Regions from separate parts of the Homo sapiens genome. Here region 2 is linked to region 1. A link is a loop called in an ENCODE intact Hi-C map of the cell type or tissue named here. Cell type or tissue: heart left ventricle. All regions are shown on one strand. Each heading gives the region's core, and the rest is flanking DNA. Links, peaks and the distances in the headings are about the cores only. Region 1 has its middle 26 kb from the start of BCAS1. Region 2 overlaps DOK5 (docking protein 5).

Evidence for each region. A loop is a pair of places that touch in the nucleus more often than their neighbours do. Peaks named below come from ENCODE experiments on the same cell type or tissue, not always from the same donor. Only the 100,000 strongest peaks of a DNase experiment are listed, where the experiment ranks them.
Region 2: a loop joins it to region 1, with 10 times the contacts of the local background. A loop is called at or near these places in 87 of 110 quality-filtered maps.

What each region holds. Positions count from the first base shown.
Region 1 is chr20:54,092,336-54,100,671 of GRCh38, forward strand. No RefSeq gene overlaps it. Among named protein-coding and RNA genes, the nearest start is that of BCAS1, 26 kb to the left of the region's middle. In heart left ventricle, for the core only: a CTCF peak has its summit at 4,574 (motif pointing right); no DNase peak of the experiment used is centred there; H3K27me3 peaks cover 1,971 bases.
Region 2 is chr20:54,643,120-54,651,455 of GRCh38, forward strand. DOK5 (docking protein 5) reads left to right here. Exons shown (of 8, transcript NM_018431.5): 7 at 339-459; 8 at 7,296-8,050. The coding sequence ends at 7,360. Among named protein-coding and RNA genes, the nearest start is that of DOK5, 170 kb to the left of the region's middle. In heart left ventricle, for the core only: CTCF peaks have their summits at 3,895 (motif pointing left), 4,095 and 6,510 (motif pointing right); DNase peaks (open chromatin) are centred at 792 and 6,512.

The DNA.
Region 1 (8,336 bases), core at 119-8,118:
AGTAAGAGTTGGAATTGAACCAATGGCTTCTCTGATGTCCGAGCACTGACCATGATGCCCTGCTGCCTCTCACGGTGCTCCTCTGAGGATGGGTGCTTCACACCCAGCTAGTTCCCTGATTATTTTACGACGGCCATTCAAGCCCACCCACCTGCCTCTAGCTCAGTGGTTCTGAATTCTGGCTGCATGTTGGAGTCCTTGGAGCCACTGTCCTGAGGATGAAAATTGCATAGACCTGGACTGGGGCCTGCGCAGGAGTACTTTGTATTATTTTATTCCAACCTATTTCTATCTTTAGATCTAAAGTGAGTCTCGGCCAGGCGCAGTGGCTCACGCCTGTAATCCCAGCACTTTGGGAGGCTGAGGTGGACAGATCACTTGAGGTCAGGAGTTCAAGACCAGTCTAACCAACATGGTGAAACCCAATATCTACTGAAAAAAAAAATACAAAAGTTAGCCAGGCGTAGTGACAGGCACCTGTAATCCTAGCTACTCGGGAGGCTGAGGCAGGAGAATTGCTTAAACCCGGGAGGTGGAGGATGCAGTGAGCCGAGATCATGCCATTGCACTCCAGTCTGGGCGACAGAGCGAGACTCCATCTCAATAAATAAATAAATAAATAAAAATAAAGTGAGTCTCAACCTGTTGAACTATTCTAAAAAATCCATTCTGCCAATCTGTGCCTTTAATTTATTTACACTTAAAGTAATTACTGATAAGGAAGAACTTACTTCAACCATTTAGCTGTTTGTTTTCTGTATATCTTGTATGCTTTTTGTTCCTCAATTCCTACAATACTGCCATTTTTGTATTTAGTTGATTTTTTTTGTAGTGTATCATTTTGATTTTTTTTTTTTTTTTGGTATATGTTTCGTTATTTTCTTAGTGGTTATCTTGGGGATTGCAATTAACTTCTTGTACTTATCAAACCCTGGTGAACAATACCAACTTAATTTCAATAGTATAAAAACAGTCTGCCCCTAGACATCTCTATTCACTCCCCCTCCATATTGTTATCGTCACAGATTATATCTTTGTACATGTGTGCCCATTAACAATGACGTATAATTATTGTTTCATGAACCTAACTTTTAAATCATATAGAAACAAAAAAGGAGTTACAAAAGAACAGTAGGTACTTTGCATTTTTTAAAGTCTACCCATCTCATTTCAGTGTGCACCCAGGGTTAAGAATCCCCGCAGGGAAGAGCCTAATCAGGCGCTTACTTCTTCCTGTTTTAGTGGGGGCTGAGATTGCAAAGCAAACTAGCTAATTTGCTGGGACATTTATAACCAGGGAAGATTAAATAATATGTACAAGCAGAAACACAAGGCATATTATTAAAGCAAGCATGTGTGCAAAACACAGTGTCCTTTCAATTGCAGCATTGTTTGCCTCTTCCGCAGCTGGCTCCCAAGTATGTAATACCGCTGCAGAACTGGCTGTGGGGAGGAAAAAATGAAGTGCACTTCTCTGATTTTGTCTGGTGCCATCCACTTTCACTCAACCTTCCCTCAAGGAGAGAAGAACAATACTCCCATTGAGTCGCCTTTGTAGCTTGAATCTGAATCTGCTTTAATAATTCCTGTTTTTCTGTTTGTGTATAATTATTTCAACTCCCTGGGTCACTAAGTCCTCCCTGAAATCGGAGGGCTGCCTTATTTTCATATCTATGGTATAGAAAGCCCAAAGAATACAGTCAAATTGAATTTCCTCCCCCTGCATAAATGGAAGAGTTCATGAATTCTGTTTTCTCCACATGAACAATCTATTCTTGGGAAAAGAGAATTGCCCTTTACGAATGATGAAGGAGGCCATCGTCAATTGGGTGGAGTCCATTTTCTTCTTAGGAAGCAGCATGAAGAATTCATGGCTTGTTTGTTTCCTGATATGGGAAAAATTCACGTGCATAACAGCATAAATCCCACCCACATATTTAGGTAATAAATTAGGATGAAAATCTCCTACGATAATTAGATTTGAAAATGCCACGTTCCTGTAGAGCTATGCAAATACCTTAGGGAGTGGACTATGATGATGTTCCAATAAGCCTCAGTGTGTCTAGCTGTGAAATGGGCAACAAAGTCCCATCTTCTGAAGAAAGGCTGACATTGTCAAAGAAAATCATGAAGTGCCACATTTATGACTAGCTTTGAGATTCATGGTCTTTCATTTGAAAAAGATACAACGTAATGCTTCATAGGAGTTATCCTAATAGCTCGCTGCAATAGCAGGCGCTGATGGGATTCTTGCCTGCTGTACCGCGTCTTGGCAAATACTGATGTGGGATTATTTTGTTCGATCCCAATAATAAGCGTATCAGATAGGAAGTGATATTAACCCCACTTTTCAGACAGCAAAGCAGGGGTTCAATGAGGTTAACCCATTTATGCCTGAGGTTGCAATTTTTTAACTTTGAAAAATCAGACTTTGAGAAGCAGGATATAACTAACTCCCACATGCTTAGCGTTCCAATAATGGAACACTAGGCATAAATTTAATAAGCTCAGTTATACCATCTGAAAAGTGGGGTTAATATAACTTCCTCACTTCATATAACCTGCAGACATCATTGCCAGGATAGGAAGACAGGTCGCAGGGCAACTGAAGACCTGGTCACTTTTCCCCAGAGTTAGGGAGATGTAACTTGTGGAGAGCTGGATGCTTTTAGGCATTACACAAATGAATTCCATGTATTTATTTATTTATTTATTTTTGATTAAAAATTTTTTTTTAAAATTCTACTTTAAGTTCTAGGGTACATGTGCACAACGTGCAGGTTTGTTACATATGTATACACGTGCCATGTTGTTGTGCTGCACCCATTAACTCATCATTTACATTGGGTATATCTCCTAATTCTTTCCCTCCCCTCTCCCCCCACCCCACGACAGGCCCCGGTGTGTGATGAATTCCATGTATTTAAATGAATAAATCAAGCAACAAATGTATCAAGTAATGTCACACACTTCATTGGACAAATATTATTACTTTAGGGCAAGAACTAATAAAAACAAAATGAATAGGTTACAGAAAAAATATTGAGTAAATAATAATCCAGGTAGTACATGTCAGAAATCTTAATAGCTTATTCAAATGACTAGAACATATTTTTTAAATGGTGGAATAGAAAATGTGAAGGCCGGGCATGGTGGCTCACCCCTGTAATCCCAGCACTTTGGGAGGCCGAGGCAGGTGGATCACCTGATGTCAGAAGTTCAAGACCAGCCTGGCCAACATGGTGAAACCCCGTCTCTACTAAAAATACAGAAAATTAGCCACTCATGGTGATGGGCAGCTGTAATCCCAGCTACTCAGGAGGCTGAGGCAGGAGAATTGCTTGAACCCAGGAAGTGGAGGTTGCAGTGAGCCGAGATTGTGCCACTGCACTCCAACCCGGGCAACAAGAGTGAAACCCTGTCTTAAAAACAAAAAAAAGAAAGAAAGAAAATGTGAAGGACCCTTTATATTTTTTTAATGAGTGGACTCATTATTTCCAGAGTCATAGCCCCCAAATATTATCAGAACCTCTAATTGTCCAGGGGCAGGGGCACATTCCCAGTTCTCCTTTTGCCACAGGGCACAGCCCAATGCTGGAGCCCTGCAAACCCTTAGGAAACTTTGCTGAAAGTGTGCTGTGTCCAAAGGAGCCTAGGCGACTTTGCTGATCTGTCACCAACTTGCTGTGTGGCTTTGGGCAAGTCACTTCACCTCTCTGTGCCCCAGATTTTTTCTGTATAAAATAAATGTGTGAACAAGTTTGTATCTAAAGTATATTCCAATGCTATGTTTCTGGTTGGAATGAGCTAATTAATTAAAAAATTACTAAGTGGATATTACCTCTAGCTATTTTGGGGGGAAGTACCCTAGCCTGGGGATTTAGAGTGGGACTCTGGGTGCAGAATAACTGGTTTGAATCTTGTCTCCACCACTTTTTTCTTTCTTTTTCTTTTCTTTCTTTCTTTTTTTTTTTTTTGGAGATGGAGTCCCGCTGTGTCGCCTAGACTGGAGTGCAGTGGCGCGATCTTGGCTCACTGCAACCTCCGACTCCTGGGATCAAGCAATTCTCTTGCCTCAGCCTCCCGAGTAGCTAGGATTACAGCACCCACCACCATGCCCAGGTAATTTTTTTTGTATTTTTAGTAGACATGGGGTTTCACCATGTTGGCCAGGCTGGCCTCGAACTCCTGACCTCGTGATCTGCCCGCTTCGTCCTCCCAAAGTGCTGGGATTACAGGCATGAGCCACCACGCCTGGTCACCACCACTTCTCTCTGTGTGGCTTTAAGCAAGTTACTTAAATTCCCTGCACTTCAGTTTTCCGTAGAGTTCATGTACATCAGTTGTCAAAGGGCAGATGTCTGGCACATTGGAAATATTACCGAATGTTAGTTATCCGTGAATCGGGGGACTGATTTTATAACCACCCAAATCATATTTATTTCCTAGAGGAATGAAGATGAAAATAGTGGTGGTTAGTGTCTAGCATCGCACTATGTTTGCCAAGATTAATTTGCAATGAGCCGTTTTCAAACAGGATGTTCAGCCACTATATGTACTTCTTGAAGTAACCAGCAGGTGGTGAAGTTGGATTATATTTTAGATGGTCAGGGCCTGGTGTACCTCTTGCCTGGGGTTTTGTGAGAGAAAAAAAATAGCTTTCTTTTTTATCAGCACCCCAAACCATTAACATCTGGAATCAATAGAGGCTGTATCTGTCACTTAATGCTATAGAAATTGCAAGAAAAAAGTCCTGCTGGTTAGTATACCAGTTCTCAAAATGTCAGCATCATTTGTGTCACCTGGGGGTACTTGTCAGGAATGCAGTCTCTCTGGTCCCACCCCACAGGATGGAACTGGAAACTAAGGATGAGCCCAGTCATCTGTGTCTTCAAGAACTCTCCAGTGATTCTGGTGCACTTGTGTTATAGAACCGCTGTGCTAGAGGTCTTAGTATTTGCTGTGAATGTGAGTAGGTAAAGAGAGGGTATTTGGTGAGTGTCACTACCTCAGTGCAGGCCAGGGACCAGTGGTTCCACATCAATGTGGGGGAGTGTTAGAATGCATGGTCTCTGGCCACACCCCAAACAAGCTGGATTGAAAGTCGCATTTTCATCAGCTCCTGGAGATTCTCCTGGAGATTCTCCTGTATGATCTCTTTCTCTTTTTCTTTCCTTCTCTTCCTTTCTCATTCTCCTCTCTCTTCCCCTTTGCCATCTCCACTGCTCCCTTTCTCAGTGACAATTGGGCATACCCCTCGCAGTGCCGGCTGCTCAGGTGGGAAAGTGGAGAAGACTCTTCTATTTCCCAGCCTGAGAAAATTTGCTTACCTGTAATCCCAGCACTTTGGGAGGCTGAGGCGGGCAGATAATTTCAGCCCAGGAGTTTGAGATCAGGCTGGGCAACATGGCGTAACTTCGTCTCTACAAAAAGTACAGAAATTGACCCAGCATAGAGTCGTGCACCTGTAGTCCCAGCTATTGAGGAGGATGAGCTGGGAGGATCATTTGAGCCTGGAAGGCAGAGGTTGCAGTGAGTGGAGATCGTGCCACTGCACTCCAGCCTGGGACAGAGTGAGACCCTGTCTCAAAAAAAAAAAAAAAAAAAAAAGAAAGAAAGAAAACTTACTTGAAGCCTACTGGAGACAGACAGCTAAACATACAGTGTGGGACACCTGTGCTGCCACCTGAGTGCCAAGAGCAGGGAAGGACCCTTTGGGTTGGGAGCTTCGCACAGAGGGTGGCCTTGAGCAGCACCTAGAAATCCAGTTGAGATCTTCACTTTCTCCACATCCTCCTCTCCCCCTGTCGTCTGTTGTTCTTTTTCTACTTACCTGCCTTCTGGCTCTTTTCACCTGTGGATAATTTATTCCCACAACTCAGTCTCACCAGGATGACTTAAAGTCTAAAGTACACGTCAGTGGTTCTCAAAGTGCAGTCCCTTTCCAGCAACATCATCACTTTGGAACTTGTTAGAAAGACAGATTCTCAGGCTCACTCCAGACCTTGTTAAAGGAAACTTTAACAAGGCTTCCAGAAGATTCTAACACACATGACAGCTAGAGAACTGTGGCTTTAGATGGTGGCAGAAATTGTTCATTGCCTACTCAAGCCACGGGTTCAAATTCTTCTTGGTAACAGACCCAGATAGGGGTCCAAGTTTCAGGTGAGTAACAAACACTGTTCTCAGAAACAGTAAGCTCTTTCCCTTGCCCCAGGGGAATGAAATACGATTCGTCTACACTGCGATTCTACTTCGCAATGACATGTAGTGGCAAATTGGGGACCCAAGAAGCAACTGATGGCACAGTCTTAATAAGGTAATTTAACGGGCATTTCCTGAAAATAGGCTATTTATAGGAATGTGAATGTGTAGTAACGCAAGGAAGAGTGAAGTAACCACAGAAAACAGCCTGAGTTGCCTTCCCTGTGAGAAGGATCCCTTCAACTCTAGACCTAAGGGAGCAAGAAAGGAGAATTTAGGAGAGAGTCAAGTTGGGGAGTCCTTGACAGGAGCAATGACCTTATCTCAAAGTCCTCATCCAGCCTGAGGTCAAGCCAGGGGGGATGTCAGGGGACTCCTTCCCCTCTCCCCATCATTGTCTTCTCTCCCTGAGACCTTGAACTGGCACCCCCCATTGGCTGAGACCATCCGGGTATACAGGAACCCTAAAATCTTTACAGGTAGGCTTTACCAGTCTACATAGGGTATTAAAGAGCAGAATATGAGTTTGGGGAGCAAAAGGAAGACATCCTGTTCATTGGTCTAGGGGTGAGCAGGTGGCCCAATCTGGCCAATGAGACATATGGGAAAGTCTGCTGGACGCTTCTGGAAACATTTTCTTTCCTGACTGTCGTAGAAAGAAGGCTCTCCTTTCTACTTGCTTGGGATGCTTTTGAGAGGTTGCACTTCTTGGACTTTGAAGCCACCTTTGGCCACAAGGGGAATGCAAAGAGAACTACTGTCAAGAACCTGGATACCCACAGAGCTATTAAAAGGCCTTGGAACCCCCAGCTCCAGCCTTCTTGTTAAGCAAACAATGGATGTCTCTATAGTTTAAGCTTCTGAGGGTTGTGTGTTCTGTAATGGGAAAATCTGTGGAGTTATTGCTAGGAATGGTAATGGTGAAATCATTAAAACACAGACCCCAATTCAGAGTCAAATTCAGCTGTGTTGATGCCCTTGGATCTGATTAAAAGAGCTTCCTTCTTATTTGAGTAGGGGAAGTGGATTCTGGAAGACAATAGAATATGGACATGGAAAGGCATCCCTGAGTGCCTGAGGAGGGGGCTTCTGGGGGAAGAGCCTGGCAGTGATGCCTGGAGAGTCAGGGTCACACCCCTGGCCCAGGCAGAGGGCACTGCTCAAAACACCTTGTACCTCCCCAGGCAAGGTCCTTGTAACCCATGACCTCAGAGCATTGAGTACTTTAGCTCAGCTTCATCTGTGATAGAGAGGAGACAGCTCAGCCTGTCTCCTGTGAGGGGAAGATTTCTGTGTGTCTGAAGGAAAAGTTCTCTGCACTCGCCCAATGCACAGCACTTCACAGCTGCCCTCACCCCAGCATCGCAATCCTCTCAACTCCTGCCCTGTATCAGCCTCTCCCCTCCCCAAACAGACAGGCAGCCAGGAGTAAGGCCATGGTGGTTGACTCAAGCATCTCTCTTCCCAGGCTGAAGTTCCACAGGTCTTGCTCTACCAGCTACAGTCCTGTGACACTTAGCAATGGGGTATGTTCTGAGAAATGTGTTGTTAGGTGATGTCATCATTGTGGGAGCATCATAGAGTGTACACACACACCTTCATGGCATAGCCTACTACACATCTAGGCTAGATGGCTTGGTCTGTTGCTTCTAAGATACAAAATCTGTACAGCATGTTACTGTACCGAACACCTCAGGCAACCGTAACACAATGGTAAGTGTTTGTGTATCTAAACATAGAAAAGGTACAATACAAATATGGTGTAAAAGATTAAAAAAAAAAGATACACCTGTGTAGGGCACTGTATTAGTCCGTTTTCACACTGCTGATAAAGCCATACCCAAGACTGGGTAATTTACAGAAGAAAGAGGCTTAATGGACTTACAGTTCCACATGGCTGGGGAGGCCTCACAATCATGGCAAAAGGCAAGGAGGAGCAAGTCACATCTTACATGGATGGTGGCAGGCAAAGAGAGAGAGCTTATGCAGGGAAACTCCTGTTTTTAAAAACCATCAGATCTCGTGGGTCTTATCACTATCACGAGAACAGCATGGGAAAGACCCGCTCCCATGATTGAATTACCTCCCACCAGTTTCTTCCCACCACATGTGGGAATTGTGGGAGTTACAAT
Region 2 (8,336 bases), core at 120-8,119, 550 kb after region 1:
TAAATTATTTCGGAGTGGTCTGGCATGGGTCACCAGCCCAACCCTAAAGTGAATGGGGGAATCAGCCCCACCGGGACTAGAGGGACTTAGCTGGGTTGGAGGGAAGTTCCCCAAAGGAACGTCATCAAGGCACTGTTGCCAGCAGGGTAAAGAATGGATGGTGCTAAGTAAGCAAAAACAGTAGCTGGCCACCATGCCCACCACCTTCAATCGATGTTCATTGATTTGCAGCCTGGCCAGCTCTGTGGTTCTTTTACTCCATGCTCTCCTGTTTCCTCAGTCAGGCCACTTTCGGCCCCAGTGTTGCTGACGCACAACTTTCTTCCCTTTGGCTGCAGCTCCAGATGAAGATGAGTGAGCGGGCCGCCTCGCTGAGCACCATGGTGCCCCTGCCTCGCAGCGCCTACTGGCAGCACATCACACGGCAGCACAGCACGGGACAGCTCTACCGCTTGCAAGGTAAGCGTGGGGCTACCTGTGTCCAGGGTGTGGGCCAGGCCTGGGAGTACTGGGGAGGGGGCTCAGCTCAACTCGCAGCTGCTGCATGCCAGCTGGTTAGTGCCCTTCCTCCAAAGGTAGGACCCCCATCAAGGCCTCACACACGAGGCACTTAATCTTTGTAGAGCCAAATATCTGTATGGCTCTAGAGATATTTGTATCTATCACAGTGTCCGGGGGGAAGTCACTTAAAATGAAGATTCTTGGGTTTCATCCCCAGAGACTCTAGATCTTAAGGCATAGGATGTGGCTGAGCAATCTGCACTTTTAACAGACCGTACACAGGGTCTGGGCGAGGGGCCAGGGACCAGGCTACAAGAAATGATGTAGTGGACTGATGAATCACAGCATCAGCATTACTTGAAGTCTTGCTAGAAATGCAAATTTCCATGCCCTTCCCCAGACCTACTGAATCAGGAGCTCTGAGGGTGGGGCCAGGCCACCTGTATTTGAACAAGTCCTCCAGGTGATTCTCCCGAGAGCTCAGGTCTAGGAGCCAATGTTTTGGTGGATGGGGCCCTGGACTGAGGCCAGAAGCCATGGCTTCAGGTTTGCTGAATGACTTTAGGCAAATCCTAGTAAGCTCTTCTTCTAGAGAAGTGGTCTCTGAAGCATGATGCAGAACAGCCCATAGTGTGGACAACATGAACAATGAAAAAATCTGCTTAAAATGGCCAGGCGTGGTGGCTCACGCCTGTAATATCAGCACTTTGGGAGGCCAAGGCGGTCAGATCACCTGAAGTCAGGAGTTGAAGGCCAGCCTGGCCAACATGGTGAAACCCTGTCTTTACTAAAAAAAATACAAGGCCGGGCGCAGTGGCTCACGCCTGTAATCCCAGCACTTTGGGAGGCCGAGGCGGGCGGATCATGAGGTCAGGAGATCGAGACCATCCTGGCTAACACAGTGAAACCCCGTCTCTACTAAAAAACACAAAAAAATTAGCCGGGCGTGGTGGCGGGCGCCTGTAGTCCCAGCTACGCGGGAGGCTGAGGCAGGAGAATGGCGTGAACCCGGGAGGCGGAGCTTGCAGTGAGCCGAGATAGCGCCACTGCACTCCAGCCTGGGTGACAGAGAGAGACTCCGTCTCAAAAAAAAAAAAAAAAAAACAAAATTTAGCTGGGCGTGGTGGCATGTGCCTGTAATCCCAGCTGAGTCAGGGGAATCACCTGAACCTGGGAGGCGGTGGTTGCAGTGAGCCAGAATTGCACCATTGCACTCCAGCCTGGGCAACAAGAGCAAAACTCCATCTCAAAAAAAAAAAATTCTATTTAAACCTATCCTTTCAAACATATTTGTTTTGTTTTGTTTTTCATTTCATAGTACATAAGAATAGCTTATTATGTTATGCGCCTTTGTGGGGGATACTTGTAAAAAAACTCTTTTTTTTTTTTTTTTTTTTTTTTTTTTGAGACAGAGTCTCGCTCTGTCGCCCAGGCTGGACTGCAGTGGCGCGATCTCGGCTCACTGCAAGTTCCGCGCAAAAAAACTCTTTAATGATGAGGTACAAGACCACCAAACTGGAAATAGAGTGCACTGGACTACACGTAGTTTACGTGCAGAAATTTGCTGAATAATTGAATGCAAGAATGAATGAATGACCATGGAAGACTATGGCCTTAGTCCTCCATGCTCGCTCTGAACCCTCAGTCCTCCATGCCCGCTCTGAACCCTCAGTCCTCCATGCCCGCTCTGAACCCTCAGTCCTCCATGCCCGCTCTGAACCCTCAGTCCTCCATGCCCGCTCTGAACCCTCAGTCCTCCATGCCCGCTCTGAACCCTCAGTCCTCCATGCCCGCTCTGAACCCTCAGTCCTCCATGCCCGCTCTGAACCCTGGTCACAACAGCATTTTTTTCTCAGTCTTTGCTGTTGGTCCTTTCTCCCCCAGGCAGCTTTTCCTGTATGCTGCGCCCGTCCCTCATCCTAGTTAACTCCTGCTCACCTCCAGGTCTCACCTCCAGCGCCCCTCAGGCTCCAAGAAAGCCCTCAGGACTTTCTTGTAACTGGAGTGGACATCTCTGATGACGTGCACTCATAAGATGCAGATGATGGCCGGTTTTCATTTCATATTTATGTGGCCAATTGACTCATGGTCAGCTCTCCCAGGAAGCAATAATGTACAGGAGGGCAGGAGAGCTGTGCCTCCTTCTATCTTTATCATTTTATCCCCCGGCACCTTGTATGCCTTCCATCAGGATTTGTCGAAAGAATGCATAATGTTAAGAAAGCACTGGGGGTATTTACATTTTAGTTTTCATGACTCTGTGCTCTGTTCACTAGCAGAGAGCATGGCACATAGCAGATGCTGCAAAAAAAAAAAAAAAAAAAAAAAAAAAAAAAGATACTGAGTGCCTCTGTGAGCAGCTGAGCAAACGACTGAATTAATAATTGACAAATAAGCTTACCTTCCAAGATTTCTCTGCAGAGAGAGTGAGTTAGATTGGGTTGTCACAATGCCACTGATTCTCACTTAAACTTCAAAAATGTTTGCAATATTTGAGTTATATCATCACAATTTTTGTCATATACATACCAGAATGTTACTCGATTTTACTCTCTTCTATTTTAATATACTTCTTTAAAAAAAGCATATTTTACTACCTTAATACTGTTATATCCACTGGTTATACTGTTTTTTTTTTTTTTTTTTTTTTTTGAGACAGGGTCTGGCTCTTCGCCTAGGCTGGAGTGCAGTGGTGCGATCATGGCTCACTGCAGTCTCAACCTCCTGGGCACCAGTGATCCTCCTGCCTTAGCCTACCAAATAGCTGGGACTACAGGTGTGTGCCACCAAGCCCAGCTAATTTATTATTTTTAGTAGAGAGGGTGTCTTACTATGTTGCCCAGACTGGTCTCAAACTTCTGAGCTCAAGTAGTCCTCCTGCCTCGGCCTCCCAAAGTGCTGGAATTATAGATATCAGCCACTGCACCCAGCTAGTTATGCTTTTTAATAGACAATAAAATAAATAATAAGTATTGAAGATTTAAAAGATGTTCACAGAGTACCTAAAATTATCTTGCTTATCAAAAGTGGCTATTTAAACAAGTACATTTAAAAAAAAAGTTTTATTCTTCTACCTATACTACCTACCTTCCCTCTCCCCTACTTTTCATACCCCTTAGAAAAAGGAAATAGGATTGGGAAAAGTTAATGACTTGGGGGCCTGGGGTGTGCCATATGATGAAGTTACAGAGCCTTTAATTTCTTCTTGTTTTGCTGATGATTATGGGTTGTAATTCCTCTGGCCAATTCACCTACATTGATGAATTTCAGGCTTTTTTTTTTTTTTTCTGGCAAATCTGGAGGTTAAGGTTGGAAATCATACAGACCCTTAAGGAGGAATTTAACAAATTGGTTTGAGAATAATGGTCATTTTCTTCAAATGTAGTCTTCGAGAGCCCCCTGCTGGTTGATTTGGGAATTATCATTTTACTACAGTTTTTGGTGGGGAAAGGGAGGTGGCTGGTTTTGACACGTGCCACACAAGACATACCTAATCTACCTTCACTGCTTCTCCCACGTCGTTTTAAAATTTTCATAGAAATTCTCTTCTATGATTATGCAGATACAAAATCAACATTGGAAGTAGGTTTATAATGAAAACTGTCTGGGCGTGGTGGCTCACACCTGTAATCACAGCACTTTGGGAGGCCGAGTTGGGTGGATCTCCTGAGATCTCGAGTTCAAGACAAGCTTGGCCAACATGGTGAAACCCCACCTCTACTAAAAATACAAAAATTAGCTGGGCATGGTGGCGGGCGCCTGTAATTCCAGCTACTCGGAAAGCTGAGGTGGGAGAATCGCTTGAACCCAGGAGGCAGAGGTTGCAGTGAGCCATGATCATGCCACTGCACTCCTGCCTGGGCAACAAGAGTGAAACTCTGTCTCAGTTAAAAAAAAAAAAAACAAAAAAACTATGGAAGAAACTTACAGAAGCAATCAACAAGTTTATGTTGAATACTATTCACTGGATTCTTTTAGGAATGCATTGGATAAAATAACAGCAGTTACATCAGTAGCATTTCCCAAATTATGTTCCTTGGAAAGCTAACTCTGGTAGACAGCACCTTTCCCCTAAGAAAGGTTACTGTGGTCAAACGCGTCTGGGGGAAATGCTACATGTTAAGTTCTCATGGAGAGTCAGAAAACAAATCAATAATTTCAGGGCTCTGAGATGCCCTGCAATGAAAAACCTGATTAAACTTGTTTAAACCAAAGCTCTGCACATCTATTTGGACATGAAACTTCTTTTCCTTCTTGTTATATGAATAAGCATTCACGTGCCACCAGTGCAGTGCTGAAATCTCAGATTTCATCATTACGAGGGAGACAAGCCATATTCAATGGGGTCTTTCTAAAAGCTACTCTTTCTGAGGACCTACTGTGTACCAGCTTTCCGCTGGGACCTAACATACATGATCTCATTTAGATCCCAAAACAGCTGCCCGAAAGGGTATTTTATTCTCATTTGCTGTTAGGAAACTGAGAATTTGAAGGGTTATTAATGGGTCCAAGACTACCTATCTAGTAAGTAACAAAGATTTTAAGGTTTTTCTCTCTCATTCTTCCATCCATCCATTCTTTGTTTACTCAGTAAACGTTTATTGAGCATCTAGTTTAGGCCAAGCGCTGTGCTAGATGACAGACATACCTGGGACTCCTAGGCAGGGATATTCCTTCCCTCTCGGAGCTTATAATCTAATGGAGAGTCACAATCCATAATCAAGCAGACATAGTTAATTTCAGATTTGGTATATGGAACAGTGGAAAAGAAAGTTTTTATGATAAAGAAAGTGAGGCAGAGCTGTTGGTTTTGAGAAGATGCTGACAAAGGGACTTCTTGAGATGGGGTAGTCAGTGGAAGCCCCTGCAACACCCCAAGACCTTAAGTCTAAAAGAGGCAGCCATACCGAGAGCCAGGGGAAGGCATTCTCCATAGAGAGGTCAGCAAATGCAAAGGCCCTGAGTCAGAAATGAGCTGCGGGCATTCAAAGATCAGGAAGGAGCCAGTGTGGCTGGTGCCTAAGGGACATAAAGAGACAGCCGGGGTGGTGAATACAGGTAATCAAGACTTGCTTATTCTAAGTGTGAGGGGAAGCATTAGAGGGTCCTCAGCATGGCAGTGTCAGATTTAATCGATATTTTCATTCAAGGGATTGCAAGAGAACAGGAGAGGAAGTGGGAGACTAGCCCCAAGGCCGTTGCACATGAGCACCGGAGTGTCTGGCCTCAGTACAATGTTCCTCTAACTCTCTCACCTCCTTCTCAAAGTTATCATCTCAGCAATCTTTACCCTTAGGCCAAGGTGCTTCATTGCTCCAGTGTTTTCCGAACTCTTCTGTGGGAATTGCCTTGGAAGATAGCATCACTGTTTCAAAACAAAAACAAGAAAAACTAGGCACCTATATCATAGATCGGACCTAAGATAATTTGAGGAAATCAAAGAGTGGCACTAAACAGTTGTGTCACTGAACCAGGCGTCTTCCATGTAGCCTTATGGGGTTCTCCTGACAACCATGGGAGTTGGTGAGAGTGGGACTATGGTCTCCATTTCAATGACTGAAGAAACAGAGACCTTTGGAGGTTAAGGTCTTACTCCAGGCCACATGGCTGGTGGATGTAGGCGAGACCCCCTCCCTACAAAAAATCCAAGAATTAGTCACGTGTGGTGGCACACACCTGTGGTCCCAGTTACTTGGGAGGCTGAGGTGGGAGGATCACCTGAGCTCAAGAGGTTGAGGCTGCAGTGAGCTGAGATCACGCCACTGCACTGCAGCCGGGGCGAAAAAAAATACATACAAATAAAATAAAATAAAATAAAAACAACATTGTTTTGAATGTGTGTGGGTGGGGCGGACATGCTCCACTGGCTGCAATCCTGTTTCTTGTGCCTGCTTGATCCACACATTTACTCACCAAGGCTGCGGAAGTTTGTTCCAAAGGCTTTGCGGTGAGTCCTGAGATCTTCACCTAGCCGTGTACATTTCTTTGCTTGCGGTAACCGTTGGCCAGCAGGTGGCAGTAGAACCTCTAGTTTTTGTTAAATCAGGGACGCATTATCTACAGGGATTGGCAAACAATGGCTTGTGAGCCAGATCCAGCCTGCTGACTATTTTCATTAATAAAGCATTATTAGGACGACATTCATTACATATTAACTGTGGCTGCTTTTGTGCTACAGGCAGCAGGGCTCAGTAGTCGCAATGAGACCATATGGTCTGCAAAACCTAAAATATTTAGTGTCTGGCTCTTTCTAGAAAATGCTTGACAACCCTTATATTATTAATATGTCACAAAGGGGGCTAATAGGGATCTTGTGTGTTGCCTTCTTGACTTTTTAAACTCTGTTTGGTCTGAAATCTAAACCTGAAATAATAAAGGCTAAATGAATTTTAGGAAGTTCTCCTTAACATTTACAAGATTACCAAAGTATAAGCATAAGACTGCCTTATTGCTGCTCAGGTTTCCAGAATATTCTAGCTAAAAGTTTCCATAGTTCTGTTTCTATCTCATTTCTCCTGAATACCCTGGATATGGGGATTGATGCAGATGAAAAATTAAGGAAGAAAATAATTGCTAATGGACTGACCATGGCTCAGCCCAAAGGCCACATGCAAATGATACGTAAATCATGCAATCTCTGTGACTCATTTACATATCATCCTGAGAGGCCTTTGGAAAAAATTCTGCCTTAAGTACATTTACTTATTTCTGTTATAGAGAAAGTTGTTGCCACCTAATTTGATTGTGGGCTTTCTTGAAATGTAACTGTTGATTTTAAATTCTTTTTGGAAAAGATGTTTCCAGCCCTCTGAAGCTTCATCGAACAGAGACTTTTCCAGCCTACAGATCTGAGCACTGACAGTAACTGCCAAGAATTGTTAACACACTTGTGATGTGTCAGCCACAGATTCACCCAGGAGGTCACAGAATGACAGCAAGGGAAATGACGACCAAGAGAAGAAGCTTAAAGTCCTGGCTAATTGTGTGGTCATTGGAAAACTCTGCAATACAATAATTTTCTTTATTTTCTTTTTCTTTTTTAAATTCTTAGTGTAATTGAAACGTGCTCTATAGATATTGACTCTGTGTTCCCTCTTTTACAGCTGGACAGAAAGAAGTCAATGTCACGAAATGATTTTCTATTGTAGATACTTTGTCCCTTGCACTTCTCTGAATCTGTCCTTTTGTGGATTCTTGTGATTTTCCTTCCAAGTGTTTCAGTTGTATGACAGTCAGTATTGACAATAAAATGGCTTTTAATTATTTGTTATTTGTTTACACCCTATTCCTCAGTTATTATTACTGTGGTTCTGATTAACTACTGGAAATTATATTTGATTATATCACCAATTAGTTAAATCAGTGCTTCGACTCACTCTTATCTGTTCTGTTCAAAACTATTTGTTCAAAGAACCCGTTAGTGTTGTTTACAGGGTTACAGTTTCTCTCACATGCTTTCCTCACCCCTTTACCCCCCTTTTTGAAAGCCTTTATTTTGTTCGGAGTCTCTTCATAAAACATTTGAAAATAAAAGATCATTCTTCACCCATATGTTCTTTGGATTCTGGCAACATGTTTTTCTCTATCCTAGGTATTTCTGAAGGGTGTGTGGACATTTTGCATGTGAGCTGTGAGTGTATTGTGTGTTGTGTCTAATATGAATCCAACCATTCACGCATTTGCTCACTCATTCATTAATGTGGTCTGTATTGAGCATCTATGAGTTTCCGGCACTGTACTGGAGTTCAGGGATGTAGAAATCAAAAGACAGTCTTTGTTGCCAAAGACCTTAATTCCAGAAGAGTGCCACAAGAAAATCAAGTTGGAAATATCAT